Regions from separate parts of the Mus musculus genome. Here all the other regions are linked to region 2. Evidence: chromatin loops called from intact Hi-C (ENCODE). Cell type or tissue: heart. All regions are shown on one strand. Region 1 overlaps Ets1 (E26 avian leukemia oncogene 1, 5' domain). Region 2 has its middle 4.9 kb from the start of Gm31871. Region 3 has its middle 72 kb from the start of Kcnj5. Region 4 has its middle 22 kb from the start of Gm3331. Region 5 overlaps Ets1 (E26 avian leukemia oncogene 1, 5' domain). Region 6 overlaps Ets1 (E26 avian leukemia oncogene 1, 5' domain). Region 7 overlaps Ets1 (E26 avian leukemia oncogene 1, 5' domain).

Region 1 (4,000 bases), 78 kb after region 2:
TGTGTGTGTGTGTGTGTGTGTGTGTGTGTGTGTGTGTGTGTAAAACAATAATCAGAACGACTCCAAAACCTATCTACATTTTATCAGGTCAAATTCTTAGCACAAGAAATGTCATTGCTCCAACATATTAAAATATATAATTCACAGGAATTATACAGGTGAAACCAAAGAGACTGGGGGTAATTTCTGGGAACTAAGTGCAATGCTTTGTTGTGGTGGTTGTTCAGTGTGCTTCTGACTTATGGTAAGTGGCTTGTAAAGTAGTGGGAAAATAAAGCAAATATCTGCTTCATCCCGCAGCAGGAGGGAACAGAGATACGGAGTGCAATGCTGCTCTCAGGCAGGGGTGTGCTGTGGTGGGTCGAACAGTGTAGGAGGCTCTTCTCAGGTCCTGGGACAGGTTGAAATCACTATTCTGCTGACTAAGTAGCATCTATGCCATTGTTCCTTCCCTTTTTGATACCTTCATCCCTTCAAGGGTTAAAAACAGTCAAAAGCATAAACACACTTTTCAGCTGTGTATCCATTGCATGAAGAGGTTGGGAAGATGATGTGCCTACACAGTGGTTAGACTTCAAGACTGGAGATGTAAGAATATGAAAAAAATTGAGCCATTAAAATTGTGAACAAATTAGATTTCATCTCTATAAGAAGACCCACATAGCCATGCCTAGGTTTGTATCATCTTGAATACTATTATTGTCACAAGCCTTAGGGTTTTTATTCACTGAATGCAACTCTGATGACACTTCCTCTTGTTACAAGTTGAATCTCATTTGTATTCCAGTGTCTCTGCACACTTGCTCATAAACCCAAGGTGAGAATGTCGTTTCTTCCTAACAGACATAGCCTTTCTCTTTCTATTTTTTCTTAAATTTATTTTTAAGTCTTTACATTAATTAATTAATTAATTCACTTTACATTCTGATCGCAGCCCTCCCTCCTCCCATTTCCTCCCCTCACACATTCCTTTCCTCCATTTCCACCTTCCCTTCACCTCTGAGGTGGGGGTGGGGCACGGAGAGCATGTCTCTAGGATGTACCATAGACCTGAGATGGGGAAGGCTCCAGGGCGTCTATGGTGACTCTAGCTGAGATTCCTAGCCTCCTGACTCCTAGACTCTTCTGAGCCTGAAGTGGCCACCTCCTTTAGCTAGGCAGGACTCCCAGTGGAGGGATAAAGACACCAACCCATCCACAAACCTTCAACCCCAAAAATCTGTCCTGCCTACAAGAAGTCCAGGGACAAACATGGAACAGAGACTGAGGGAACAGCTGACCAATGAGTGGCCTAACTTGAGATTCGTCCCATGGGTAAGAGCCTTTCTCTTTCTTAACTGAGGAGTACATTACTACAAGTGGGGGTGATAATCTTATCTGTTTTTCTTGCCAACACTCTGAGAAGTTAAAATGTTTTGACTTCAGAGCCCGGGAGACAGATTCTGTGAAATATATGAGTAACTAGCAACTCACATGTCCTCAGCCTTAAAATGTACAGAATTCTTAGCAGTATGATAGAGCTCTTTCCCCCGTAGCTTGCGGTTCCAAGACAGAAGCTCGGGTTGCCTAGACTTGTGGCTTTGGGGTGGGAATAATAACCATCCTCAGAATGGCCCGACATGCCAGCCATTGCAGTTTGGAACGATAGGCTGCTTCCATGGGGTCTGGCTCCCTACCAGTGGATGGTAATCTGTTTGCAAATAGAGGCAAGAGCTCCCACTTCCCCAGGCTCCCTCTGATGGAAAGATCTGGCAAAGAACCTTGAGTCTTTCCCTGTCTGTCCCTTGCCTTGTGAGCTGTCCAGATGAAGGAGCTGCAGGACCTCTTTCTGGGCTGTGGTCCAGTTCTCCTCGGCGATGGGTTGTTTTTTGGAAGGCTATTGTGGGTTTTCTTTTAAAGAAGGAAGATGAAGATGTGGATGAACGAATGATTTCTCCAGCTGTGGCACTTTTTTTTCTTTTTTTTCTTTGGTGGAGATATGCTGAATAAAAAGAAAGGGAGAAAAAAAATACTCCATTTTTTTCCTCCCATCTTCTTTCATCCTATTTATAACTTCTGTTTCCTTCCCCTCCTCCGACTCATGGCTACTTCCCACCCCTGCTCTGCCTCACGTCTGTGCTCTCAGAAGGGATGAATGGACTTCTTTTCCAAGGATTACACATCTGTCAGTGACTGGAATACTGACAGGAGGGACCATCCATGAACACCCAGGCTTGCTCGTAGCGGCCTTCATCAGAGTATTGTTCCCATTCATTCTCGAGCGGCAGAGGCCGAGGAGGAGGAGAGGAATGGGAAGAAGGGAGGCCAAGAGAATAAGGCTAAGGCTTAAATGGAAAAACTCTTGCTAATAAGTGGAAGGGAGAGTCGGGAACCAGGAAAGCAAAGAAGAGACGAAAAGGAACAGAGGGGGAAAACTGAGATGTGCAGAACTGACAGAAAACAGAGATGAGGGTTGGTAGAGATAGAGATGGTATTGGGAAAAGATGATGAAAGATGAATGACAAGGGACAAAGAATCGGGGAGCCTGGAAAAATGACAAGGGACGGAAGAGAGGAGAAATGGCGTGAAAGAGAAAAACACACGATTCTGAGGACATTCACTACAGCTAAAAAGGGAAGTCACATTTGCATGCAATTGCCTGTGCAGCTGTACGTTGCTTCACAACGATCTTGCAGTCATCATTTTCTTTCATTTTTTTACCTCCTCCTCCCTCCCTATGGCCCCCTCCTTGCTATCAGCCTGGAGCCATTATGGAGAGCCAATGGGGGCCAAGGGCTTGTGTTCTGCATGAATGAATGGGCCCTTTCTGTTTTAGCTTCTCATCATCCTTCTGTCAGAGAATCTTGTGAATCAATGGAGCTCCTTACACAAGCCAGGGCTGTAATGTCTGTTACTGTTTATAGTCTGCCTGGAGTGCAGCCCACTGACCCTGCCTCTTTTCTGTTCCCTTCATCTAGTCTGTCCCTCAGCTACAGCACCTCTCTCTCCATCACCATAGTGAGAATGATTGTGTGTGTCAGGCTCCTGCACCCAGTCTCTAACTCACTAAAATGTTGCTGTCGTGAAGCGTTAGAGCTAGTTCCTGCCCACAGCCTTGTTGAGAAGCGACAGGGTCCATACAAGCCATTCTCAGAAGAAATAGAAAATGGAACCCAGTCCTGACTGGAGTCGGGCAAAGCTTGACTCTATCTTGGTCCTATTGGGAATCAGAAATCAGAAGCCAGAGAGCCCACTCCAAAAGGAGACAACATGACTAAAGTTCAGCCGTAGCCGCCAGCTGTCCACATGTGACCTCAGCCTCTTTGTTAGGGCCATCATGACTGCTCATAGCATGTATCAGAAAACACAATACTCTGCTCCCCTTCCAGAGCACCATCATTTTTTTTTTCCATTCCAGGTAGTATGTTTTTCAAAGGCAGCGATAGATTTGGTCTTGATTCATCCCAATTTTTAACAGTGGCATTTTGATCAATATACACTCGTGTCATACACAGGATCCTGCCGCTTCGCAATGTCTTGGAAAAGAATTCAGAGATGGTCCAGGAGTAAGGAAGCCGGGATCTTAAAGGAGGTCACCGAGGTTTATAGGAGATCGTCCTCACTGTGTGACCTTGGGCAACTTGATGATGATTCTTTAGCTTGGTCTACAGGCAGTGGCAGTAGCAGCAGTAGCCCAAAGAGGAGGAGGAGGAGGAGGAGGAGGAGGAGGAGGAGGAGGAGGAGGAGGAGGAGGAGGAGGAGGAGGAGGACTTAGAGATGTAAGATTTAACTCTTGCTTTGGACTCATTAAACTAGAAACGCCAGAATCTGCTGAGGCACAGGCTTTAAAGCCCTACTCCAAGGTTAGGCTGAGGAATTCTTTTGATTTTTTTTTCTAATACATTTCCAGGAGCTGCCCCTGTTATGGCTGCTGGAAACCCAGAAGTCACACTCTGAGAATCACTCAGTTCCTATCTGTGAAGCTTGAAGCATGCCGGCATACAGTAAACATGATGTGCAT
Region 2 (4,000 bases):
TCTTGAACTCTCTTTCCTCCACGGTTGTGTAAGTAAGCCTGGCTGAGCTTGATCTGCAATACTTGCCTCGTCCTGTTAGCCCTGCACTGAGGCTTGGCCTCCTGCTGTAGTGCCCCTCCAGACAGAAACAGCCTGGACACTCACTGAGAACTCCCTCTCAGCAGCCAGTGCCCTACAGGCCTCTTGCTGGCTTCTTGTATTTTCCCAGCCGAGTAGCTCAGTTCAGCTGATCGTGCATCTCACAGATGGTTGTGAGTCTCTGGCGTCTCTGATTCTTTTGGATTACCAACCTGTTCTCAGCCCCACCTCCCGCTCCCATGCTCCATTCAACGGGCAGTTGTCTGAATGGCATTGTCAATCCTTGATTCTGTGTGTTCATCTTTCTCAATAGAGCAGTACACTGTTCTACACGCCTCACCCAACTTGTGCGCACGCGCACATCATGGATTTTTGCACATGACCAATGACTTGAACCCTGAAGCCCAGCTCTGCAATGCTAATTGCTGCCTTTGGTCCCACACTTTAGGAAGCAGAGTAATGATAAACGGAGTTTTCAACTCTATTGACTTTTTTTTCACAACTGATTTTCTAAAGCTGTTGTGTTATTACTGAAATGCTTGGTTTCCTAGCTCGGCTGGCACCCGACTCTTCTCCTCAGCTCCCTTTCCCGCTTCTTCTCAGTTAGACCTTCTTCCATGCCCTTTTCTGTGTTGATTAAACTTCCCCCACTTGCTTCCAGCTTCCTTCTGCCCCGTCAGTCCAAGGACTTACGACGTTACTCATTCCCATTTTCGGAAAAGTGAGACTCTCAGGGTTATCTTTCAATTGTCTCCATCTTTTCTTGCTTCGTTCCCATTTAGCTTCTGACAGTAGAGCCCCAAGTCTTTCCAGCAAGTTTCTTTGAGGCTGGGCCCCCCAGGATCACAGAGACCCCCACTTTTTCCCAGAAAAAAAGGCTCTCAGAAGCTTTGTCTTTGCTCTACCAGATGAACATTTTGGAGATCTGGGGGCTGGGGGTCTAGGGAAGGTCACGTTTCCTTGCCTGGAGCCCTTGAACACCCTGGGAGATTTTGAGGCCAGGAGGCCACTTGATTTCTTCCTGGGCTGGTGACAGTCAGGTAGTGTTTAAGGGGCAAGCAGCCAGCTCGGGGAGTTGTGAGCTTTGTCTAATTTCCCAGCTGTAAATCGACTCAGCTGCTGAGGTTTGGAGGAATCCATTACTATATCCATATTGGTCCTTAACGTGCAAAGGGCTGTTTACTTTCCTCTGTGTTCACACTGTCTGTTCAGGTAACAAGAGGCTGAGCCCAGCCCCACAGAGTCAAGAGCAGTCCCCTGACTCCCTACACAGTTAAGGATTTACCCGTGTGTAATGGCTGAACCTTATTTGAGCTGGGGCATAGCTTGATGATTCCATTTGGGGACATTGTTATGGACATTTGAAAGTAACAAAGATGCTAGAAAGAAGTCCAAGACTCTCCTCTGACACTTGTCACTTCTTATGGCTCAGTTGTCCATCACAAGGTGCACCCAATATGACTGATGAACATTAGCTGCCCTTAAACATTTTAAATGATTTCAAGGAGAACCGAGGAACACTATTGTTAACATCCAATTAATTCACTTGTTTTTGTTTGTTTGTTTTGTTTTTTTGTTTTTTTTGTAATTTTTTTTGTTTTTTTGGGTTGTTTTTTGTTTTTGTTTTTGTTTTTTTGGTTTTTTTGCTTTGTTGTAAGTCATCTCTGAACTGGATTCTAATAGAACCCAAAATCCCATGGGATGAGGATAGAGATTTTTTTTCCCACCAGCTTTAGATGAAAAGAACTTACCTGCCTCCCTAGACTGCCCTTGTGGTCATTACTGCACCCAACAGTCTTGAGCAAAGAAGTGACAAATGGTGTCTTAACAGAGAAGCCAAGGGTCTCTGGGAGGGGCGTAGCCAACCTCTTCCTTAGTGAGGGTTCTGAAAGCCCACCTCACTCATGTTCCTTATTCTCGGAAGAGGAGAGCTCTGCTTTAAACATCATCAGGAGGAGGAGCCTTAGAAGCGCAGAGGAAACCTTCCCATACCACTGTTCCCACCTCAGCGGGAGCCCTGTCGTGTGTGTGTCCCCCCCCCCCCCAGCATGCGTCCTCCTTAGACCTCGGCACACTCTCTGCTTCAGTGCTCCAGAGAAGCTCACACAGCGCCTCTTCTGCCAACGTTCTAGTGCTTATATATGGGGGCCCCCTCTTCGCTGCAATGCCACGCTCTAGCATGCATGATACCCTCTCTTCTGTAGTCATCTCTAAACGTCTAGGGGGAAGGGTTCGTGTCTGCCCATCTCTGTCCTTAGCAGCTCCTAGGCAAAAGGCTGGGCGACCAGGAAGGTTTCTCTTAACTCACGATAGTCCAGAACTCAGAAGGCAGAAGAGACTAGGAGGGGCTGCCTATATGCTGGCCTCTGTTTTTTATCAGCATCTCAGGAGGAACGGGTAGTTGGCTACATTGTACCACGTGCATATGGCCAGCAGGGGTCGCTACAAAGCAGAGTTCGTGTCTTTGTCAAGGGATGGAGCCAGTCAGTAGGAGGAGAGAGGCCTTTAGCTGAAAGAATGTTCTTGCTTGAACTTCTGTTCTAAGAGGTCTCTTTCTGAAGAAAAAATGCCCTTTAAATGTGGCTTCCCCTATCCACAAAGACGACAGACTTTTCAGCTCTGTCCTCCTACCCCAAACTTACCTAGCCTTTTCATAAAAATGCACCATGCCCAGAGGGGCTCACTTTTTAAAGAAACACGAATAGCATATCTAGGTAGGAAGTGCTTTCGGAACTGATTGCCCCCTCCAACTTCTGAGGGTAAATACCAATAAGGAATTTTGAATAATAAAAAAATACTAAGAATTTGTAGTTAGGGTATATTGATATATATATTTTTAAAGTCAGATTTGGACAGCATGCAGACTGTCCAAATATCATTTACTGGTTTTTTACATTGTCAATATGACATTTCATTCCTGTATTCTTCCCTCACGATGAGAAAATATCATACACCTGTCAGACAGCATTATCAAAACAAGAATAAACATTGTTGAGGGTATGGGCAATTGGAACCTTTGCACTGTTGATGGGGATGCAGAAAGATGCCGCTGCCATGGCAACCTAAAACTAACGGAGACCCAGGGAAGAATCTGCTCCAGGGCCTTTTCCCAGAGGAGCTGACGTCAGCATCTTGTAGAGAACTAGCACTGCATTTTCATGGTTCTTACAGCATCGTTGACAGTGGCTAAGGGGTGAAAAATAGCCTAACTATTTTTGACAGCTAAATAGAGCAATCAAATGTGGTAGATACTTACAACAAAATATTGTTTACCTTTATCAATGAAAGAAGCCCTATTGCACGAGACAGCACAGATGGACCCAAGGACCTGCCTCTTCTGGAAATGACCTATCAAGAACCAGAGTCTAACTCAAGTTCCTATTAATTATTTTATGCCAGGCCAGCCACACTGTTTCTTCTTTGCTCTCCCAGCAGAAGGGCAGTCTGCCAGTGAGCAGGAGTCCTATGCGCAGGGTTGTTGGGTCTCCAGGCCATACCACCCGGACTCAAGCCTGCCTGTGCCAACTATGAGATGGGGTAACTATCAACTCACCATGGGCCTGGTTTCTTGTTGTTATAAAGTAGATAATAATACACCATAGATCACAGGGTCTGTGAGAATGAAATAGTTCGGTGCATGTTGAGAGCAAATAAATGGCAAGGAGAGAGAGAGAGGGAGAGAGAGAGAGAAAGAGAGAGAGAGAGAGAGAGAGAGAGAGAGAGAGAGAGAGAGAGAATAGACAGCCCCCCACCCCCCCAGACATGGCTCTGTACACTCTTCAGCCTGGCCTGGGATACTTTATCTGTAGTAACTGGGTGTGTTGTTATAGTTCTCTAAACACTACTGTGTAACAGCTATCTACACAGCGGTTACGTTGTTTAAAGCATTTGGAACCGGGTATGGACTTTACTCTTTGAGAGG
Region 3 (4,000 bases), 320 kb before region 2:
AAGTTAGAAAGACAGGTTGCTTGGAGGTGAGACAGACCTTCTCTCAATACACACCCCCTACAAATCATTTCTGAATATAGACAGTGAAGAGGAAAAAGATCTCTTTTTTTTCCCTAGGCATAGCAACTTCGAGAGAAGAACAAAACAAAACAAAACAAAACAAAACAAAACAAAACAAAACAGGGCTTAGATAGTTTCAGCAAACATAAAACCAATATGCCAAGAAATGACGACATTTAGATAAATGAGAATTAGTTCCTGAATGATCTACTTTATCAGAGCTCCATTGGTGCTGCACCTTGTGAGGTAAATCTCCAGGTACCCCAAGACCTACAAGAAATTTCTGAAAGTTATTGTCCTGACTGTGGTTCATAGTTTCCTGGAACTGCTAGCAAGTCCGTTACTGTCCTTATAAGTTCTTCGTAATACTGCTTACTTAATTGTGGTGGGAAATTGGTCTCTTCTATTAGCACTTATAACTATTAGGAGGCTGAAAGGTATGATTTTCTGACTCTTCAAAGAAGCTAAACATGCAAGGAGTGGCTTCCACGAAGCCAGGAAAAGGCTCCCAATACTGAGCTCAGAATCACAGGTGAGTGGGCCAGGACAGTGCCTGGTTCTATTACAGTTTAAAGGTTATCTTAGTTCTCTGGACTGAGTCCCACTTTAGTTTAGAGAATGTGGCTGACTGTGTCCAGAAAAGTTTAGAGAATGTGGCTGACTGTGGTCCAGACAGGTTTCCTACCTTCATGCCTCCTCCATCCCTTAGCAGCACACTCAGCTCCCCTGTGACCCCCACCCCAGGAAAAATAGACTTGAGAAGGTGGGATATGCTATTCATGGTGTATATACAGCTCTTAGAACAAAAGGATTGTGCCTTTGTATGAGGGACGACCCTCAATGGTAGAAGCAATCAGACGTGTCTTTTCAAACTGCGGTTATTGCTCAGGGACACAGTGCTTACCGGCAGCATACACAGGCCACAGAGGTAGCTTCTTGTCCAGCAAGGGTGTTGTAGGAGAGACTAAAACACTAACTGGGTAACTGAATCAAACTTTTCATGCCTCCTACATCTCATGGGATGTGTAGAATCCTAGACTTACATCAGTGTCTCCTAAAGGTTATTTGAGAGCTGTCTGCTGGATGGTGAATGCTACTGTGCCCTCTCCTGGAGAATTCTTCCTCTTTATTTTATCCTCAAACACACACACTAAATCCAAGCTCACTGGTATGGCCCAGAGAATCTGCCTCTGATTCATTGTCTTTGAGATTTCTGATTCACAAGTCACGGGAGGCCACCCCTTCACAGAGACACACCAGACAGCCTCCATGGATTGCCCCCACAGCCTTCTTAATTCTTTAAATACCACTTCCCAGAAGTTACTTATTGAGTTAATGACTGTGTCTGTTTGTTTATAAGCTTCATGAGAGCTTGACACAAAGTAAACTGCCCCTGGCCACAAACAATTTGTTCAAACGTGCTTACTGAAATGGAAGTAGGACTTTGAGGAAGCCACTAGAGGGTGCTGTCAGCACACTTTTTATTTACGAGTGCCCCGATTACTAGAGCCCTGCCTGTGGCTGACTATAGAACAAGTGGTTCAGCCGCTGATCTTCTGGGTCCACAACTTCACTCCACTTGTTTACAAGAGCAGATTTAAAAAGCAATGGCCCTGAAGGGGTTGAGAAGTGATTGCTGATAAGCACTGTTTGGGAACTGGGGACCCTGTGAGTTCCAAAGACCTTCATGTATTGAAATTTTAAAATGTCTTTTATTGCTGTGTTTTATAAAATTTCACAAAACGTTCAGACTCCAGCTTCTCCAGTTTCATGGACTCTTAAAGACTCCGCAGCATTTGCAAACCTCCATGCACACCAGCATTCTTGCAAGGAGTTTAAAATGTAAATTTCTGTGCTTGTTTCACTGAACTAGTCTCTTCATGGACCACAGAAACTGCATGACTACATTATTAGTGGAGCTTCCTGGTTGATTCCATCCCTCAGGACCTAGGAGCCATTTTCCTGAAGAAGATCTTTCCCTCCAGCTCCCTGTTAATACCTGGTGGTCCTGAACTATAGCCAACAGTATAGCCAGTGCTTCTGAACAGCACTGTCCAAACTTTGTTTCAAAGAACCTTATTATCTCTGAAAGTTTCCCCAGTCTTCCAGAAGATGGCATGATCATAGGTTAAACAATTTAGTCTGTTTGCTCTGCTGCAGAGTTTCTTAAAAATTCATACATTCTATGCCATGACTTTCAAGTGCTTAGAAAGAACACATCACATTGGACCACAGAACACTTTGTCCATAGGATATTTCCCCAGAATGTATTTCTGGGAAAGTTTTCTAGTCGAAAAGAATCTAGACTAGAGTCAGAAGACCATGTTTGGTCATAACTCCTTATTCATAATTCTGTGACTAATTACACTATCTCACTCCACGTTAAATTTAAGGGCACCAACCCTATGACAGGAAACTCTACCTCCTTCAGGTTCCACAGCTGTTTCTGCAAAGGGGGACACTGACCTGCAGTCGGGGTACCACAGAGTCACCCAGGAACAAAGGGAGGATCCATGAAAAAATGTTCTGAGAAGCGTAGGCTGCTGTCTTGGTCTGTTCTCTGTTACTGCAATATGATACCAGAGACTGGGTAATTTATAAAGAACAGAAGTTTGTTTGCTATTTTGGAAAGCTAAAATGTGCCATAAGAGCTCAGCGCAAGTTGGAAAGCAGAAAGGTGGGTGGGCATGTACTGAGGAGAAGAAATGGAAGAAGGGCCTTACCTTATAACAACCCATCCTGTCAGACCCCTGTAGGACCAGAACTGTTTCCCAGAGACCTCAGCTGTCCCTAGTGAAGGTGGATTTTTCATTATCCTCTTGGCAGGCTCCACCACCACTCCATGCTTACACTGGGCACACAGCTTCAATCTGCGTTTTCTCAAGGTAACCCATGCTCAAACCATAGACCATATAAGTGCAAGGTGTGTCCAGCGGATGTGAGAACTGGATTAGAACTCTGTGGAACTGAACATTTCCCATCAAGGACAACTGCCATTGGCAACCCAAGTTTCCTGTACATAGATAATTAGTTTTAAAAGTCAAATCAGATCACCAGTCTCGTTGTAAAACAGCAGCAGCCGTTCATTAACCCAGTGTCTGTTGCCTGGGGTAAGCTTCCTTTGGGCACTGTTTCTGGCATTTACAGCCCATTTCCGAACACAGCTGGTTCTGAACTTTGCCATTTAGAAGTCTGGTGAGTCTCTGGTAAGGAGCAGGAGAACAGTATTTGGCCAATACCAGGTCAGCACACACCAAGTACCCTGCCACACACACAATCACTGTGTTGGTGAGCTTTTGGTTCCTATAACAAATACTGGTGCCAATAACTTACTGAGAGGATAGGACTGTTTTAGCTCACAGTTTTATAGCTCCATCTGAATCGATTCATGACTGATTTGTTCTGTTGCATTGAGGATCTGTGACAGAGTGTGGTTGAGTTAAATCAGGGACAGTGACATACTAGAGTCTCACAGTTTAGTTCTCCATGGCCTCCCAATAGCACCAAGGAAGGGCCCCAGCTCCAAAGTATATTACTCACTCTTACACACACACACACACACACACACACACATGTGTGTGTGTGTGTGTGTGTGTGTGTGTACATTCACCTGCACACACATGCATGAAGAAACATATACACACACATGCACACACACGTATGTGTACATGCACATCGCATGTACTTGCATGTATGCATGCACACACATGCACTAACACATGTGTACATACACAGCGCACGCGCGCACACACACACACACACACACACACACACACACACACACACACACACAAAGCAGTCCGACATCTCAGCCTTTCCCATCTCTGTTTCTCTGCTCTTGCCACTGTGCAAACCCTTTCCTCAGTGTTCCATGCTTTCTGTCTGCCTGTTACTTCACCTCCCAGAAACTGTGCAACAGTGCATTTCCTGTCAACATTAC
Region 4 (4,000 bases), 170 kb after region 2:
GGATACGTGCGGATCAGTTTTCTGTAGCTATCAGAACATAACTGAGGTAAGTAGCAGAGAAAAGCATTTTCTTTGGCACAGAGTTTTGGAGCCCAAAGTCCAAACTTAGTGGCCCTATGTATATGACCTCTGTTGAGGACCTGATGGTGGGGGCATGGTGTTGGGTGGGTGTAGACAGAGACCTTCCCTGATGAGATAGGGAGCCACAGCGATTAGGGGTCAGGCTTGGTATTTTTATAATAACTCTCAAGAGAACTAAGCCGTTTTCAAAACCAGCATGAATCCCCTTTGAGGTCATGTCCTGTCCTAACCACTTTCCACCAGCCTCCATCTATCTCCAAGAGGCTGCACCAGCACACTGGGATGTTAGGTTCAAATCATATCCACACCATGACAAAGCTTTTCAACATAGTGGACTGTAATTCTTTTAACCTAAAGAGAGATTGTGGTCTGTGTTTGGGGGGAAATGAGGGAGAGACCATGGAAGATAGTGGTAACAAAACAACATTCCTTCTCTGAGATGATTCGATTGTCCTTCAGAGTATGGAACCCACTTACATGGCCCAAATGAGTAACCTCCTGACATATGCCATGACACTGAATAAGCTCTCTCCTGGATGAATAAGACTCTATTTCATCCCCAGTGGGCCAGCCCCATTCATTCATTTACATGTTTGCCTGTTCCCTGTAGAATGTGAGTCTGCAGCTCTTACATATATCTCTCCTTAGTTCATGTTTATTTAACATGAAGCTTATTGGAGTCAAGAAACGCTAGTGGAAGGGAGTACAAAAGGTCACCGGGCTCGCCAGAGAGCCATCTGACTTGTAACCCCTTGTTTCTTCCATGTGCTTGCCCTAGGACTTGAAAGACTTCCTTTGAGGACACAGGGTGGTGGCTCACCCTCTGTGGGATCCATAATCCTGGTACTAAGAGGTACACTTCATCCTCTAAACATGGAAAGGGAACAAAGTCTCCTTTTAAGCAAGGATGCTTTTCAACTGTCAAAATCCTCTGTGACCTCTCCTTTTTGGTAGAGTTCGCGCTGGAGGTGGTTGGTAATGTGGTCTGCTTCTACAGAGGCTCTTCTCTGTCTCAGATTGGGAGGATCCTTCTGACGCACCTGGGAGCTGCCTCTAGGACCAACCCTAGCCACTTGGTACCTATCCCATATTGGCTGAATTTACTGTTAGCTGCAAACCACCCAAAGGGATCCCTCCATGCTATAAAACCCCACCTGGTCCTAAAAGCAATGAAAAACAAGACCAAAACCATTCTATGGTACCTGTTGTAATAAGGCAATCATTCCAGGGGTCTAATTATAGCAGGCGTTGATGCACTGGAGAAAAATCCCAAGGATAAATTTGGGTCACACCCATACGTTGAGAGCTTAGAACTCAGGGGATAAAGTGGACCTGTCCTCTGCCTTTGGGCCAATGCCATTTCCTGTTTTACTTTATGTCCCAGCCCCCTCCTATGTTTCCATTTTCCTGACAAATATGTCTGTCCTGGGAAAGCCACTCTTCAATGGCCTGGCATATCTCTATGTGCTGACGTCCAAAATAACGATAGCAATGAACATCTGCCCACAGCAACAAGAGGAAATCTACAATGGCCAGGTCTTGTGACACGCTCCCAATTCCCAAAGCCTGCAGGGAGTTTACAGACCTGTCTAATCTCTCCTCTCTGTCACTCAGGCTCTGATACGCCTAGCCACAGCACTGCACAGGGAACTTTGATGTTGAGTTGACTCTGGTCACTCCCTGTGATAAGACATAAAGAGTCTAGGAAACTTTCAGCAGCCACTTGTGGTAATTACTAAGGTCAGAGATGGCCAGTGTCTTCTCTATGTTGTCTGCTTGACACACTATCAGTTGAAGCCATTGCACCTGAGCTATTCTATAGCAGGCAATTGTAACATTTGTGTAGGCAAATGTGAAACTACAGCTTATTCTTTGAGATCCGTTCCCAAGGTGTACCTGCAAATAACAAGAGAGCATTGACACTTGAAAAACTGACACCGGTCTTCAGACGGCCAGACCACCAGTGGTAACAATTAGTAGCTTGGTCTGAGATTGCTTTGTCAACTCAAGACTCCTCCAAACTATGGAAGAGAGATGGCAATAGGGACTTTCTATGTACTTTGGGAATTTTGTGCACTGTTCATAAGAAATGGTAGCTGGCCTCACAGATCTCTGAGACAGAAAGTTCAAGACCTAATTCAGAGATGGGGGTGTTGCTCAGTGATGAGTGAGCACTTATCTACTGTACACAAGGTCCCAACGATGTGAAGAAAGGGAGGAAGGAAGGAAGGAAACAACACAGCCCAACCCCAACCCCATCCCTAACAATTGAGAGCCTGTCTCTCTTCCAAGCTACATTTTAGGTCAGTCTTGTTCCATAATTTCTGACTTCCCTGTCAATAGAAGATTCACAAAGTCGCAATACACAAAGAAATGTGGTCCTTTAATTGGAGACATATACACACATCTGTATGTATTTTGTATATGAGTATTATTTGCATCTTAAGTAGATAAGATGATAGACAATGACGGGTGTTTGGAGTGGCAGATATGTGTGCATGTATCTGCTTTCTCCAAAGCCAAGTTTTCAGAACAGTAAAGTATATCCGTGCCCTGGTGCCCAAGGAATTTAAAGCCCCTTTTATGCCCCATCACAGAGCCCTGGAGGAGGGTTCGAGTGTGCCACCGGCATGATACTGGCAGCACATGTTCATTGCTTTAGGAACCTGTGTGTTTAGCCTACTTGAAATTCCACATCAGAACTCTGACTACAGATTCCAAAGAGTCTTCCCTCTGCTGCTGTATGTGATGATCCAAATCCTGAAGCCCAGACAACAAAGACAAGAATTAAAAACAAGGGGGAACACATAACTGAGGGAATCTGGGAGCATTCCAGTTTCCTCAAATCATTCTGTCTGGGTCTTGCTGGCAGCTCCTTTCTCCTCTATATTGAGTTGAAAGGTCTCTTTGGGAAACACAACAGTGTTTCAGGGGTGTCCAATCTACAATTTCATCACAACCATTTTGTCTACAAATGTCATGGTCAATCCTGTTATAAAGAAACCAAACAAACAAAAATCAAATTACAAAATAATCACCCCCAATCTTACAATGTTTTAAACTTATAATTTTTGGAATGGGACACCTTCATAGTTATTGTATAGTACATTTGGACTGTGGACAGTAGGTTAGACACTCCTAGAAGAGTGATAGCCAAGAGTCAAAATGTCAGAAGTCTGATTCTACAGTTTTAGAATCCAAATCACCTTAAGTTGACATTATACAATCCCTTCAGCTAGGCAGTCATGATTTCACAGGGCAGTGGAGGGTACATGACTTGTGTCCTCCAACTATCATCCATTGGTGACAGAACTGGTACAAGAATGCGAATCCTATTTTACTCCAAGTCCTCCCACATTCTTCTTCTCTACTTGGATTATTCTCATCCAATTTCCAGGTAATGCACCCGGCTTAAGCTCATTTCTAGAGGATTCGCTGTTAGTCCTCATTATTATTTGTATTAGCTGTGATGGATTCAATACCCTGCTAAATGCTGAGGTCACCTAAGGAATGGATGAGAATCCCTCTCCAGTGAGATTGACACTGGCTTGATACCAAGAACAAGAACCTGAAGAGGTCTGTGGTCTGAATGGGTGAGGATGAAGCCAGCCAGGTGGGAATGGGAGAGGTTGAGGTACAGAGAAAACGTGCAACCTGCGAGAGAAACCATAACTCAGAAGGACAGAGCAGAAGCTGCAGAAGCAGAGGCTGGGGTGGGGTCACAAGAGATGGGCGGGAGGTGACCCTGTATGGTGGGCCCTGTGAAGCACAAGGTAGAGTCTTGGCACTCTTCCTACTGACTTAGCCACAGCTCCTGCGTTGTGCTTAGAAAGGTCACCCTGTCTCTACATGGCAGATCAGAGGGGACAGGTTGGAGGAAGGAGAGGAGTTGGAACCCGAGTTAGCTCATCTGAAGAGA
Region 5 (4,000 bases), 120 kb after region 2:
TTTAGAAGCTTCAGAGCCTTCAGCAGATTTTGGGTACTTATTGAACAAAACAGCAGCAGAGTATCAGTGAGAGTGGGCCCTGGTGAGTTGTTGTGGCTTCAGAGGAGCTCTGGTCAGCAGTCATGGCTTGCAGGCATGCCTCACACAGTGAGTGAGCAATGAGTGAAGATGAAGTAAGGCTCTGGTTGCTCCAAGCTGCCTTGCTGCATAGGAAAATCGTATTCAGCTACGTGTGTTTCCGACTCAGCCCAGTTCTAGGGAAGTAGTATGTGGATTAGGGAAGGCTGGTGCAGGGCACATACTCCTCTACAGAGCCTACTCACACCGTGTTTGTGGGTCTCCCCCCAGTTCCTGTTCCAACAGAGTCTAAATGTGATTCATCTCCTTTAGTCATTAGTGCCGGGTTCTTAAGTTTGTCGGGTGGATTCAGTCGTGCCACTGGTTGCTTATCTTGTGTTACACAGCCATTCTCCTTTTCCCATGTGGCAGATGAGAACTAATCATAAGGAAAGTTCATGTTTAGGTTTCTCAGCACCCAGGGATCTCTGCCCTTGGGTGAAGCGACTCCCCAGTGAAGGCAGGTGAGATAGCCACGGCTGAGTGCTGTGTTCTTACTCACTGATTCGTCCTAAGGCCAATGATTTAGCTTCCCGGAGCCCTGCTTTTCTGATCCTTACATGAAGATAATAAGAAAGCACACCCAGGGCTGTGGCAAGGATTAGAGATAATTCCTCTAAGATACATTTTTTTCCTCTTTAGACCACACCACAGGGTCTCAGGAAATGGTGTCACCATTATCTCAGCCCACCGAATTCTGTACCAGTTCTACTTCGCTGGTCACACTGTTCCTACTTCAGCGGTTGTTAAAACTGTGGTTGCTGTTAACCTGGTTACAGAAAATTTTCCACTTGACACCCCTTTAACCAAGTGCGCTAGAACGGCCCTGTGGCTGGCTCTATTATTTTCCAGTCCCTCTCTTCAGACATTTACCTTATCTGAGTTCAGGCATTGACCGAGTTTCCAGCTCCAGAGCCTTCTTTTCAGACACTGTCCTTCGAACTGCAACAACTTCTTAGAATGCCTGCCATCGAAGCTCAGATGATTTCCATTGTCAAGGCACTCATTTTCCTCCGGGACTCTTTTCTTTTTGGGGCAGCCTTAAGGAGGAAATCTACTATCAGAAATCCCAATGGTCACTTGCAGAGCCAGGCACCCCCCCCCTTTACCGTAGGTGTGAGAGTGTAAGTGTAGGCAGCGAACCCACCTGACACAGAAGCAGCCTGCTATCCTTTCCCAGGGTTCTTGCTCCTGTTCCCAAAGAGGTGCCTGCTGGACTGTTCAGGCTCCTGCAGATTTCCCCTAAAACCCATGCATCTCTGGCCTTCACCAGTTGATTGCAGCCGACGATTTACAACCAGAATCCAGCACCTAGAAAAGGGGATCGTGTGTCTTTAAACAGCTGTGCGCCAGTGTGTGTAAATGTGCTTGCTAATCCAATGACTAATTCAGTATATTATAAAGCAGCAATGAGCCTGCTGCCAAGACAGGGCTCTATCCCAACTGGAGGGTGTGTAAGGCTCAGAGAAATGTTTCTGAAGCACGTTCTCTCTGTCCTTTCTTGCTCCTCTGAATTTCACCGCGTACGTTCCCTGAACCAGAGTCCCTCCTTACCCTCTTGATTTCTGTCTGTCAGATATCTCCATTCCTCTTTCCTCTCCCACCTCTATGCCCTGCTTCACTCATCGGGGGTGGGGGCCCTGGGCCATGTGAGTAAGGGCTAGGGAATCCATCAGTGTCGGATTGGGGCACTCCAGGGGACAGAACTCATTATCCCTCTTGAACATTTTGCCAAGTGACTGCCAGTGTTGTCCCTGTGTTGTGACAGGTCGTGCCTCAGTTCTCAGTCTGTGATGTTCTGTTGATGTCGGTCTTCCTGAAATTCTGTTGTATTTATCCCTCTTCCATCAACTTCTAGGGGTTGAGAGAGAAAAACATTTAGCCAGTGGGCGGGGTGCAGAGTATAAGGTATACTTCCTTCTGAGGGTCTTTAAGTGAGGGCCTGGAGAGCCTCCTCTGGGTGTGGCGAGGGGCTGGGAAATGAGAGGGATCTGGGGCCTCTACATAAGTGTTCCCAGACATCACTGACACCAGGTGTTGGCTCTGGACGTGGACCTTGCCCAGTCTCTCCCACAGTGTCCAGCTGCCATCAGAAGCATTTCCGTGTGTCAGAGGTGGGTGTTGGAGGCCCCAGCATCCCTCTGCCTTCCCTTCTCAGTAATTGGTTTCGTATTTGTCACCTTGGTTTCCTCCCATCCCAGGACATCTGCAGTCTCCTTCCTCTTCCCCTTCCCAAAGCTTCTGGAATCCAGCCACATTGGTCCCTCACTGCAAAGCCTTGGTCACTCTGGAGTTGGGAGTACTGCTTTTTGTGTATTTAGCAGGATAGCTTTGTCCCACTAGAAGGGGAACGCCCAAGTGGAGGGTCTATGGCTGTCAGTCACCAAGGTGTTCCCATCGCTCTGTGAGTCAGTAGCTGACTTCTGTCTTTTAAGATAGAGTTCCTATAGTAGAAGTTCAGTGGCTTTTAATACATCCATAGAGTTGTGTAATCATCACAAGTACCTCAGTCATTTCAAAACGTTTTCAGTGTCCCCCAAAGAAGTTCCATGCACACCCCCAGCCTACAGTCAATGCCCATTGAACAAAGGCATGCTGTCCAGGAAGGGCAGGGTCCTAAGGAGGGCTCAAAGCACACATCTGACTTGAGTTCTCCATCTTCCAATCTCTAGGGGCCTACTTCCCACTTGCCTCTCCTCAGCACCCAGGCTCTCCACTCTACTCTGCAGGCTGGCTTGCTTAAGCCTCTCAGTGGAGTAACCCCGGAACTGCTGGCACTGCTGGGTGGAGGTAATAAGTGCTTTCCCCAGATGCATGCAGACAGTTAGGCCCAGGGAGCTTGGGCTGTGGTGGCTGCAGTTTCCTAATGGCTTCCTGATGAGACAGAGCCAGTTATTAACCTCGGATGATGAGGCCTGCGCATACGGGCCTCTCTTTCCCACCTGACGCAGGCGGATGGAGAGAGCGGCTTCAGCTCCTGCCCCCTTAGCATTGATCACTTTTTCTCTGCTCTCCAACTATTGGTCTGTCTAGCCCATTGATCTGAAGATTGGGTCTGCCTGGTGACTGGGTCAGCCTCTTGGGTTTGTTGTTAGAGGTGCCCAGAGATGTCTGCTCTGGGCCTGTGTGGACAGGACTTGGAGGCAGCAGCGTGATTGTCAGTACACTGAAGTCTGGGCGCATGGGGCTCTTATAAGAGACCCAGAAGGAAGAAACCTGTGTGGCTAAAAGGGATCAACTAGGAGAGATATAGGAGCCCTTAAATCTGTAGATTCAGCGCTCCAGATGTGTTTGCTTTTGGATGAGAGGTACTTGAATTGCTCCAAGACTTCAGGCCCTTTGGGCTGAAACAGACAACTTCATTCACCAGAGGGAGGCTTGCTTCACAAGCTTACACTTGGATATTATCTCCTGGGTAGAGCCGTGTCTCTGTGATGTTCACTGTATCTTGCCCATTCTGTTTGGGCACCACAGGACTGAAATGGTAATGTTGGAGAGGCTTCAAATGGCACAGTGACTCTTGATTCTCCTGTCAGTGGTTTTAGATACAGATCTGTAGATCAGACATTAACTATGTCCTCCCTGGCCCTGGTTTGATAAGAATGGCACCCTCTGTTTCCAGAGCTGCTGTACATTCCAGTGTCATGCAATCAAACACTGCTTGTTTAATGATCACTGTCACACACCAGGAACCTCTCTCTCTTGTGTGTGAGGGGGACGTCTACAGTTTGGTGATTGTCACTCAGCCCTTGTAAACTGCAATGGGAACAGGTAGCAGAGGGAGCCATAATATGTACATTTGTATATGTGTTGGCTTTGTGGATAGTTGTCCGCTGGGGTTTCTGAAGAACTTAGGGAGAAATGTTGCTCCAGAATGACACTC
Region 6 (4,000 bases), 110 kb after region 2:
CTCCTAGGTCATGTTCACTACAGGCAGCATACAAGAAGAGGCCCAGAGCAACCAGTAAACTGATAGTGCTTCACTCGAGAAATATTTATTGAAAGTCTGTAATGTCCTAGGCTTGGGGAAAATTGTATGATTTTTTTTTGGAAGGTAAAATATAGCAACGGCTTTTAAACTCTGCAAGAATGTTTGGGGAAATCTACTTGTGTTATAAGGAGAATGCAAATTCCATGTGTCCAACATTAATTAAGTGATCAACAGTCCCGATTGGATGATCAGTGTCCTCAAAATGTATAAATATCTTAACTGGATCTCTGTCAGTGCTTCTCACCCTACAGTAAGTTCCAACCAGATCCTGTTGTACACGTGGGGCTTGAGATGTATCGAACATTTGCCATCAGAGACGTCCCCATCACACCTTCTGATTTGGATGGACACTAGCACATTTTGAGCTTCTTCACTTCACGACACAGTTAGGGACAGGAAAACCAGCACACTGATGGTCATTGTGGAAGCATTACAAGGACCATGTTGACTCACTGTTGCCAGGGTAGAAAATGCTCCCAGCTGGATTGTGGGAGGCTTCCTTTAGTGTTGCACATGCTTGCATGTCAGTAGTGTTAACTGAACACGGGTTTGCTGGAGGAAGAGGCCTCGGGGAGGCCATGAGGAAGGAGGGATTCTGAGGAAACTGCTTTTGCAAATAAAGTAGAAATTCTCCAGACTTTTCATAAGACTGCCACGTCAAAATGAAAATTCCCCAAATAAACTGTTAGTTTGTCCAGTTCTGCAGACGTCATAATAAGGAGGGCCCAGTCCAAGATTCTGCCTTGCTGCTTATTTGGGCGTGTGAACGTACAATTCATTCATCAACGGGTTCCCTAAGCGTTTCCCAGGCTTGGAAGTGTCTGTTCTTGTCATTTGGAGGCCAGCATTGTTTTCTCATACCTTGCAGAAACACAGCATGGTCTTTGTTCTCCCCCCCGCCCCCCCCCAAAAAAATTGAGGATTATCACATACACATATTTTCCTCTGGTCACCCAAGAAGGGTGGAGACTGGAAATTTGACCAAGACCCAGAGATTGACACTCCATTGCTGCCCCCACTCCACCCCTCGGATTGGGATTTGCTTTGGGAACCCTGTACTCTGCTAAAGCTGGAAGGGAGAAAGCATGCTTAGATAAAGCTAGCAGGTGTGAATAAGTCTACTGGAACAGAAATTACAGTTGCAGGCAAGTGGTAGCAGTTCGGCACATGCTTAGAAATCAGGAAACAGTACTAAGAATAGCTTTCCCTGAGGTTGCTCAGGAAGATTTGTTATGTTGTCTTTTACTCAAAGGTGGACATCAGTGCCTTGCTCCAGTTACATATATACTTCCATGTCCTTGGGTGATTTGTTAATTTATACCAACTCTCTCGATGTATAATGGGTATCTATCAGTGGCAAATTATGGATTACCTCACTCATCTTGTTATCTGGCATGTTGGGAGTTCTCAAATATGGCAAGGACATGCACTGTGATGAACCCCAGAGATTCATACCAGAGTGTTGGTGGGTGTGGTGATATAGGAAAAGATGCTGTTTTTTTTTTTTTTTTTTTTCCTAATAGAGCAGTGTCTGACAAAGCGTTGGCCAATGGTGACACAACTAGAGGAACAGAATAATTAGAAACTCAGTTACAGGTTCTGGACTCCCTGGCTAATCCAGGAGCGTTGGGACTTTTGTTTTGGGGGTCTCCAATAGGTTTGGTTCTGAGCTAGTGAAGTTGATTGAGGTTTCTGTTCATCAATACTGCCCTTGTCTTGCCCAACCATTCCACGGGTGGGATTCTGAGTCAGGTCTAGGCAGGAACCCTCGCAGGACCCCTGCTGTGGAATCCCCCGCACGCGCCCCTCGTTGCGCACCCACGCCTCACGTCCTGTGTGTCAAGCTTTGTGAATGAATGATGTACACGCACTTGGAAAACTATGCTGCTACTGGAGCGGGGCCGCAGAGGGTGACCAAGCCTTCAAGAATGCGTGCAGAATCAGACGGACTTTCCCGAGACTGTGGCAGTAGCCCCGGCATGCCAGGGACAGGCTCGCCAGCCATTCTTAGCAGCGGTGGGCTGAGGCCCTCGCCCCGCGCGCGCGGAATAGCTGGAGCAGCGCCGCCGGGCCAGGCTCGCCCGCCCTTCCTTTCGCTTTTGGGAGACGGGCGGTGATTGGCTGCAGATGCTAAGCCCCGCCCCGCCGCCCCGCCCTCGCCGCCTCGCCGAGTGGGCAGGGCAGCGGCTGGGACCCTGGGCCTGGGCTCGGTGAGGAACGCCCTAAAGCGGAGGCGAGCTGCACTGCGCCAGCGCCGGCCAGCCGTGCGAGCGAGCAAGGGAGCGAGCGCCCCGGACGGAGGAGGGAGCGAGCGCCCGGGACAGAGGAGCGAGCGGGCGGGCGAGGCGCGGGCGAGGCTGGGACCTAAGCGCGCTCTCTGCTCCGCCAAGTGCCAACTTCGCGCGGACTGGCTGGGCGCGCACCTTCCCGCGGGGCGGTCAGCGGGAATTTGAGATTTTAGGGTTGCGCTCTGTCCCCTTCCACTGGGTTCAAAAATCCCCATTAAAAAGCAAAACAACAGTTACAGCAAACTTACTCTCATCCCGCCGGCCCCCTCAACTCCGGGCACCATGAAGGCGGCCGTCGATCTCAAGCCGACTCTCACCATCATCAAGACAGAAAAAGTGGATCTCGAGCTTTTCCCTTCCCCGGGTGAGTGGCAACAGTGAGGCCCCCACCCCAGCTCCGGGTCCCCTTCTGGGCTGCGCTGCTCCCTCAGGAGCACTGGATGCAGAAGCCAGGAGGACTGTTGGTGGCCCAAGACCCTTGGCTTTTTTTGGGGGGGGGGGGGCTGGGTGTATTTATTTTCACAGCTGTGTGTTTTGTGACTAATGGGAAAACGCTTATAGAATTTCCAGCTCCCTAATTCCGTTGTTTGAATTTTCCCACATAAGCGAGAAACTTCTGGTAATATTCCTTAATGTTAGCAAGGGGCCTGACACTGTCTCTAAGATCACCCCCACCCCGTCCCAACTGTGTCTCCCCAGTATTGGAGCTTGATGGGAGGCTCTTGTGAAGTGCTGAAAGGGTGTCTGGCTAGCTGCCCGGCCTACGAGCACTTGCATCCTGAGCGCCCCTGTCATAAGTCCCTTAGAGCCTCACTCCTCTTTTCTAGGTTGAGGGGGAGGTAGTGGGAGGAGAAACGAACAGAATCTGTTTAACTTTGGGAAAGTCTGATTCCTTCCTGGTCAGTGTAGTAACTAGCTTTACTGCCTTTCTATTCTGCCATCTTTTGGCCTCCCGTACCAAAGGTCCTTGAAGAAGGAAAGCATCCCACGACCAGATGTAACTTAGTGTCTTTGGCTCATGGTTTTATTTAGCAGGCTTAAAGGATTTGAAGAAGAGAGGGAGAGTAAAGACATCGAATATTGTCTTAGAAGGAAATTTTAGTGTTCAACAGATGGAGTCAACTCTTGGGGATTCCTGAAGCTAGCAGAGTGCAAAGTGCCTACTTTTAGAATAGGAAGCTGGACTCAGAGAAAAGTGACTTTGGAGGTGAAAGGATCTAGAAAGATAAAGGGAGAAGATGATGCATTTTGGAAAACAATCAGATGTCAAAACACACACGTCTATTGGGTCTGATTATCTGTAACTTTAACTGCTGTCCCTGATCTCTTGCCTCTGCCGTAAATAACTGCATATTTAACCTGTTCTTTAGACTTTCAATACAAGCCAAGATGACGTTTTGACATTCTGATGTGTTTCAAAATGTTAATGAAGACATTTGGGCGCCATCCTTTCTAGAGACGCTCCTGACAGTCAGTGCCGGATTGCTCTGTACAAACACAGTGTGATGACATTCAGAGCCAGGTTGAGCTGGGGGTCTCTCCTAGAGCTGGGGAGACTTCTCAGGCACTCAGAGCTACATATAGAAATGTTGCTATGAAAGTGGGTTTGGGGTGTTCGATGGAGCCAGGAG
Region 7 (4,000 bases), 160 kb after region 2:
AGTCTAGTCAAAAGCCCTACGTGAAAGATGCTCATAAGTTAGGTGCTGGCTGCGTGCTTGTCAGAGCTAGTACAGACTGACGCTCACTTATGTCTCCCCGAGAGTTACAATAGACCAGACTGGCCATGTTCGTTATCCCTAAAATGCAGAGGATCCTCTCCCCAGAAGTTAAGTTAGTCCCAGAGATGGACTGCCAGAGTTACATACAGAGTCTGGAGACTCGGGCTTATAGTGTTACTAATCCGTCAACTCATCCTTCTCTCTTCTGCCTACTTACCTGGGTATCAGAGCAAGGTGTTTCTTTTAAGATACTTACATAGGTTAGGGGGAAAAAAAAACTTCATTGGTTTATAACACAATGCTTACTTTCTACCCCTGACCCCAGCTGAGATCTCTCTGGTGGCTTCTTAAAAAGTCTGTTCCCTAGAAAACCCCAGGAGGGAAAGGCTGTAAAGAAAGCCACTTCCTGACTTGAGGCTCACTGATGGGCTCTGCAGGCTCATGTGCAAGCTAGGTTGAAGTGCGCACGGCGCGACAACATCTGTGGTGGGCTTAGAGGCAAGAGGCTGCCTCTGAACTTTAGATTATAAACGGAGGCAGCCCCTTTAAGAGAATGGAGCGGTCTTTTTTTGCCTGTTGCCTTCCACCCCCACTTGTGGACACTTGAATGCACACAGGTGTGCAGAGCCACAGCAGCAACAAAGGTCTTTCGTCATACATGAAAAATGTGTAACTGCCTTCTCCAGTCCAAGGCAAACTAGCCCAGTGAGTCTCAGTGAACACCCAGGTGGGGCGCCCAGCTGGCCACTTGCTGCCCTCTTGACCCAGTGGCCAGTTTGCCTGGGTCTTGGTGGCTAGGCAAGGTACCCCACTTCTCAGTACTGGTAGACCACGTAGACCCATGCTTGTGCAAGCACTGGGGAAGGTAGTGGGGGCTTGGCCGGAGCAGGAATGATTAGAGAAAATGCATCACGTGGGAATGAGGAGCTAAGTCTGTCTGTGACCCAGGTTTCCCCAAGCCAGGTCGGTTCCTAACTCTGCTACCTCTCATGGTGCGTACCCACTCTTAATTAGCGGGTGCTTTCATTCTCATTCTGAACTTACAGTAGTTCAGTGGTTATTCCATAAAGATGTTTTAAAAATTACATTGATATGATTGATTTTTAAAACCATCTCCCAGGTTTATACTTCCTGAAAGTTGCCACATGAAAGTTGATTTCATTCTTGGAAGCATTATTAAATTTTATCTAGGCAGTTTACAGCTATTCCTTTGAAAGTTCTGTTTTGACAAATGCCTCTTCCGCTATCTTTCACTTTTCTGCACGATTTCTGTGTTTTTCCCAGACTGCTCGGCTCTGACGTTCATTCCTCAGTGTTCTCTCCTTATGACTGCCATTTTTCTCTAAGAGAGGCCTAATGGACATCTGTAGATTAAAGACAAGCAAAATTGCTATTCCATTTTAGGAACAGGAAAACGAAGCCCAGGGAGTTTGAGTTGCATTATCTTTCATTTTCACCAGGAAGAATTAAAATCAAAGTTCTGTATGGGTCACCATCTGTGCAGGCTTTATGTGTATATATGTCTGCATGCATTTGTGTGTGTGTGTGTGTGTGTGTGTGTGTGTGCGCACGCGTTTGACTTTCTGGGTTTCTGAATTATTTTTCATCACTGTGTTTAGCAAGTATAACTTTAATGGTCTCATTAGTAGAGTTTATATTCTATTCACTACTCTTGATTTGTAGGCTTTGACACAGGGCCACATTTATAGAGTACAGGATAGTAGGGACTTACTAAATCAAGGCATTGTGGGAAGACTGTAGAATACACCATATTTAGGCCACGTTAGAGGCCAGATGGGATGGTACAGTGGTACCAGAAAGCCACAACTCAGAAGAAACAGGAGGTGACAACTCTAGGCATAGAACTGAAGTAGATATCAGACAGCCTTTGCTCTCTCTTATCAAAGTTCTCTCCAGGCCTTGAGAGCCGAGCTACAGAGCAGTGTCATCCTCACACAGGCCCCAGTGCAGCTCTGCACAGGGTCCAATACACAGCAAGAAACTGCTGGCTGATTTCTATTTAATTGGCCCCTCAACACCATGACTTCATGGAAACAATAAGATTCTGGGATTGTTTGTAAATGACTTAGAAGGGTGTATGAAGACTCTGGAGTCACCCACCCCATCGCAGAGACAGGTGCTCCCCGGGGTATAAAAAGGGAGGCTATGCTGAGCAGACGGGTCACTTCCGGACTCCAGTGTTCTGTTTTTGCTGTCGCCGTTGGCTGTGGGCAGAGACACCTGGCTGGAAGGGAGGGGCCAGCCAGGCTTATTCGCTGTTTTAGGGCCACCTGCCAGATGTGTCTCAGGGCAGAGTCAGCCCCGTTGCAAGGGTGCTCAACCATGAGAGTTTCATAGGTTAAAATAAATATGCCATTCCTATCCACACTGAGGTATTCAATTTGAATTTCAGAGTAGAACTAAAGAACTTCAGCTTCTTAGAGCGCCATGAACCCCCTAAGGACAAGAGGTGTGGCTGCTTTATTTTGGGAGTGTGTTGGTACAGCATAGCCTGGGTGTCATCCATATTTTGGCCCCAAATATAATTTAATAGAGAGATGCCTTTAGGTACCTTTCAAACCTGTATGCTTCCACTCCCCCCCCCCCCCCCGAGGATTATGGTTTTGGCAAAAGCATTCATTAAATGTTGAGGTATCATGGCTGACATCACAAACGTAAGAGTACCAACCTGGAGGCATTTGATAAAACACATAGTGTTAGAATTGTTAGCAGGGAGGTGTGTGCTGGTCAGGTGTTGTCAGAGGGCCTCCATGGAATCATATACATTCCAGTAATAGGAAACACAGTGAAAGTGGGAAGATGGGCAGATGGCTCGGCTGGCAATGTGCTTACCTCCCAAGCACGAGGAATGGAGTTTGACCCTCAGATCTCTAGCACCTACCTTAAAAAGCATGGCACATTGGTGTGCTTTCGACATCTAGTGCTAGGAAGGAAAGGTCAGGGAGATTCCTGGAGCTCTGGCCTAGCTAGCTAGTTAGCTCTAGTCTAGTCTGTTTGGACTTCCAGATCACTACAGCAGTGGGTGGCTTCTCTCAGACACCTGAGGTTTCTTTTCCTCTATATATGTGCACATATGTGTTCACCCACACAGCCCCACAGAGGAGCGATGTAGGGATAGTTTAAAAAGAAACCTTGGTAAAAATAGGAGCAGTCTGCCAGGACAACAGCTGTCTGGTGGCGACTCCATCCATACGAGCTCACGTCTTGTGTTAGCCTCTTACCAGGGCCCAGATGATAGATATGAACTACATTTGAAGTGGAAATGTGGATGGAGTAGAAGAACCTGATGTCTAATCTTGCCTCCTCTACTGCCAGCTTTGAGTCACTGCCTTGGGCAGGTAGTCTGCAAGCCGAGAACACAAAATGAATGAGGGTGACATTGTCAAGTGTGAAGGGTTGCCATAGTTGGTCTTGCTGGTGCAAACCTCCAATCTCAACTACTCAGGGGTATGAGGCAGGAGGATTACAAGTTCAAGGCCATCCTGGGCAATGGTAGTGAGAGCCCGACTCAAAATGCATGGATGCTTATATGAATAGGTAATTAAATAGTTGAGAGCATGGCTCAGTCTTAGAAAACTTGCCTACCACGTGCAAGGTCCTGGGTTTAGTCTCCAATTCTGTAAACACCAACAAGAGAAACAGAAACACTCAACCAGACAAGCCAGACATTTGTGCATGTGCACGCACACACTTCAATAAGGTTTATTTCCAGCTTACTTCAAGGTTTAGCCTCAGAGTCAGTGACCAAAACACAGGAGACCTCAATATTCAGTCATCAACAGAAAGCATTAGGCCTTGCAATTTCTTGATAAAGATGAGACATAAAATGTGACCCAGATGAGCAGGGATTTATGGGAAGCTGCCTCTGATTTGTGGCCTCTCTCAGGTCCCCTGGAGGGTAGCAGGCTTGGTGTTCTTT

What was found. Peaks named below come from ENCODE experiments on the same cell type or tissue, not always from the same donor. Only the 100,000 strongest peaks of a DNase experiment are listed, where the experiment ranks them.
Region 1: a loop joins it to region 2, with 3 times the contacts of the local background. A loop is called at or near these places in 9 of 42 quality-filtered maps.
Region 3: it touches region 2 in a loop (9-fold over the local background); 15 of 42 quality-filtered maps call a loop at or near these places.
Region 4: it touches region 2 in a loop (4-fold over the local background); 3 of 42 quality-filtered maps call a loop at or near these places.
Region 5: it touches region 2 in a loop (3.0-fold over the local background); 6 of 42 quality-filtered maps call a loop at or near these places.
Region 6: a loop joins it to region 2, with 6 times the contacts of the local background. A loop is called at or near these places in 12 of 42 quality-filtered maps.
Region 7: a loop joins it to region 2, with 2.7 times the contacts of the local background. A loop is called at or near these places in 8 of 42 quality-filtered maps.

The regions. Positions count from the first base shown.
Region 1 is chr9:32,665,566-32,669,565 of GRCm38, forward strand. All of the region lies in intron 3 of Ets1 (E26 avian leukemia oncogene 1, 5' domain), which reads left to right. Among named protein-coding and RNA genes, the nearest start is that of Ets1, 31 kb to the left of the region's middle. In heart, a CTCF peak has its summit at 1,759; DNase peaks (open chromatin) are centred at 1,796 and 2,146; H3K27ac peaks cover 489 bases.
Region 2 is chr9:32,587,596-32,591,595 of GRCm38, forward strand. No RefSeq gene overlaps it. Among named protein-coding and RNA genes, the nearest start is that of Gm31871, 4.9 kb to the right of the region's middle. In heart, a CTCF peak has its summit at 2,501 (motif pointing right); a DNase peak (open chromatin) is centred at 2,516; H3K27ac peaks cover 212 bases.
Region 3 is chr9:32,270,697-32,274,696 of GRCm38, forward strand. No RefSeq gene overlaps it. Among named protein-coding and RNA genes, the nearest start is that of Kcnj5, 72 kb to the right of the region's middle. In heart, a CTCF peak has its summit at 1,507 (motif pointing right); no DNase peak of the experiment used is centred here.
Region 4 is chr9:32,759,264-32,763,263 of GRCm38, forward strand. No RefSeq gene overlaps it. Among named protein-coding and RNA genes, the nearest start is that of Gm3331, 22 kb to the right of the region's middle. In heart, no CTCF peak of the experiment used is centred here; DNase peaks (open chromatin) are centred at 1,588 and 2,268; H3K27ac peaks cover 1,590 bases; H3K27me3 peaks cover 255 bases.
Region 5 is chr9:32,709,683-32,713,682 of GRCm38, forward strand. The region is part of intron 3 of Ets1 (E26 avian leukemia oncogene 1, 5' domain); the gene reads left to right. Among named protein-coding and RNA genes, the nearest start is that of Gm3331, 71 kb to the right of the region's middle. In heart, no CTCF peak of the experiment used is centred here; DNase peaks (open chromatin) are centred at 1,460, 1,768 and 2,319; H3K4me3 peaks cover 454 bases; H3K27ac peaks cover 1,429 bases.
Region 6 is chr9:32,693,733-32,697,732 of GRCm38, forward strand. All of the region lies in intron 3 of Ets1 (E26 avian leukemia oncogene 1, 5' domain), which reads left to right. Among named protein-coding and RNA genes, the nearest start is that of Ets1, 59 kb to the left of the region's middle. In heart, a CTCF peak has its summit at 2,317; DNase peaks (open chromatin) are centred at 559, 899, 2,249 and 3,119; H3K4me3 peaks cover 2,438 bases; H3K27ac peaks cover 2,334 bases.
Region 7 is chr9:32,745,571-32,749,570 of GRCm38, forward strand. All of the region lies in intron 8 of Ets1 (E26 avian leukemia oncogene 1, 5' domain), which reads left to right. Among named protein-coding and RNA genes, the nearest start is that of Gm3331, 36 kb to the right of the region's middle. In heart, no CTCF peak of the experiment used is centred here; a DNase peak (open chromatin) is centred at 2,221; H3K27ac peaks cover 300 bases.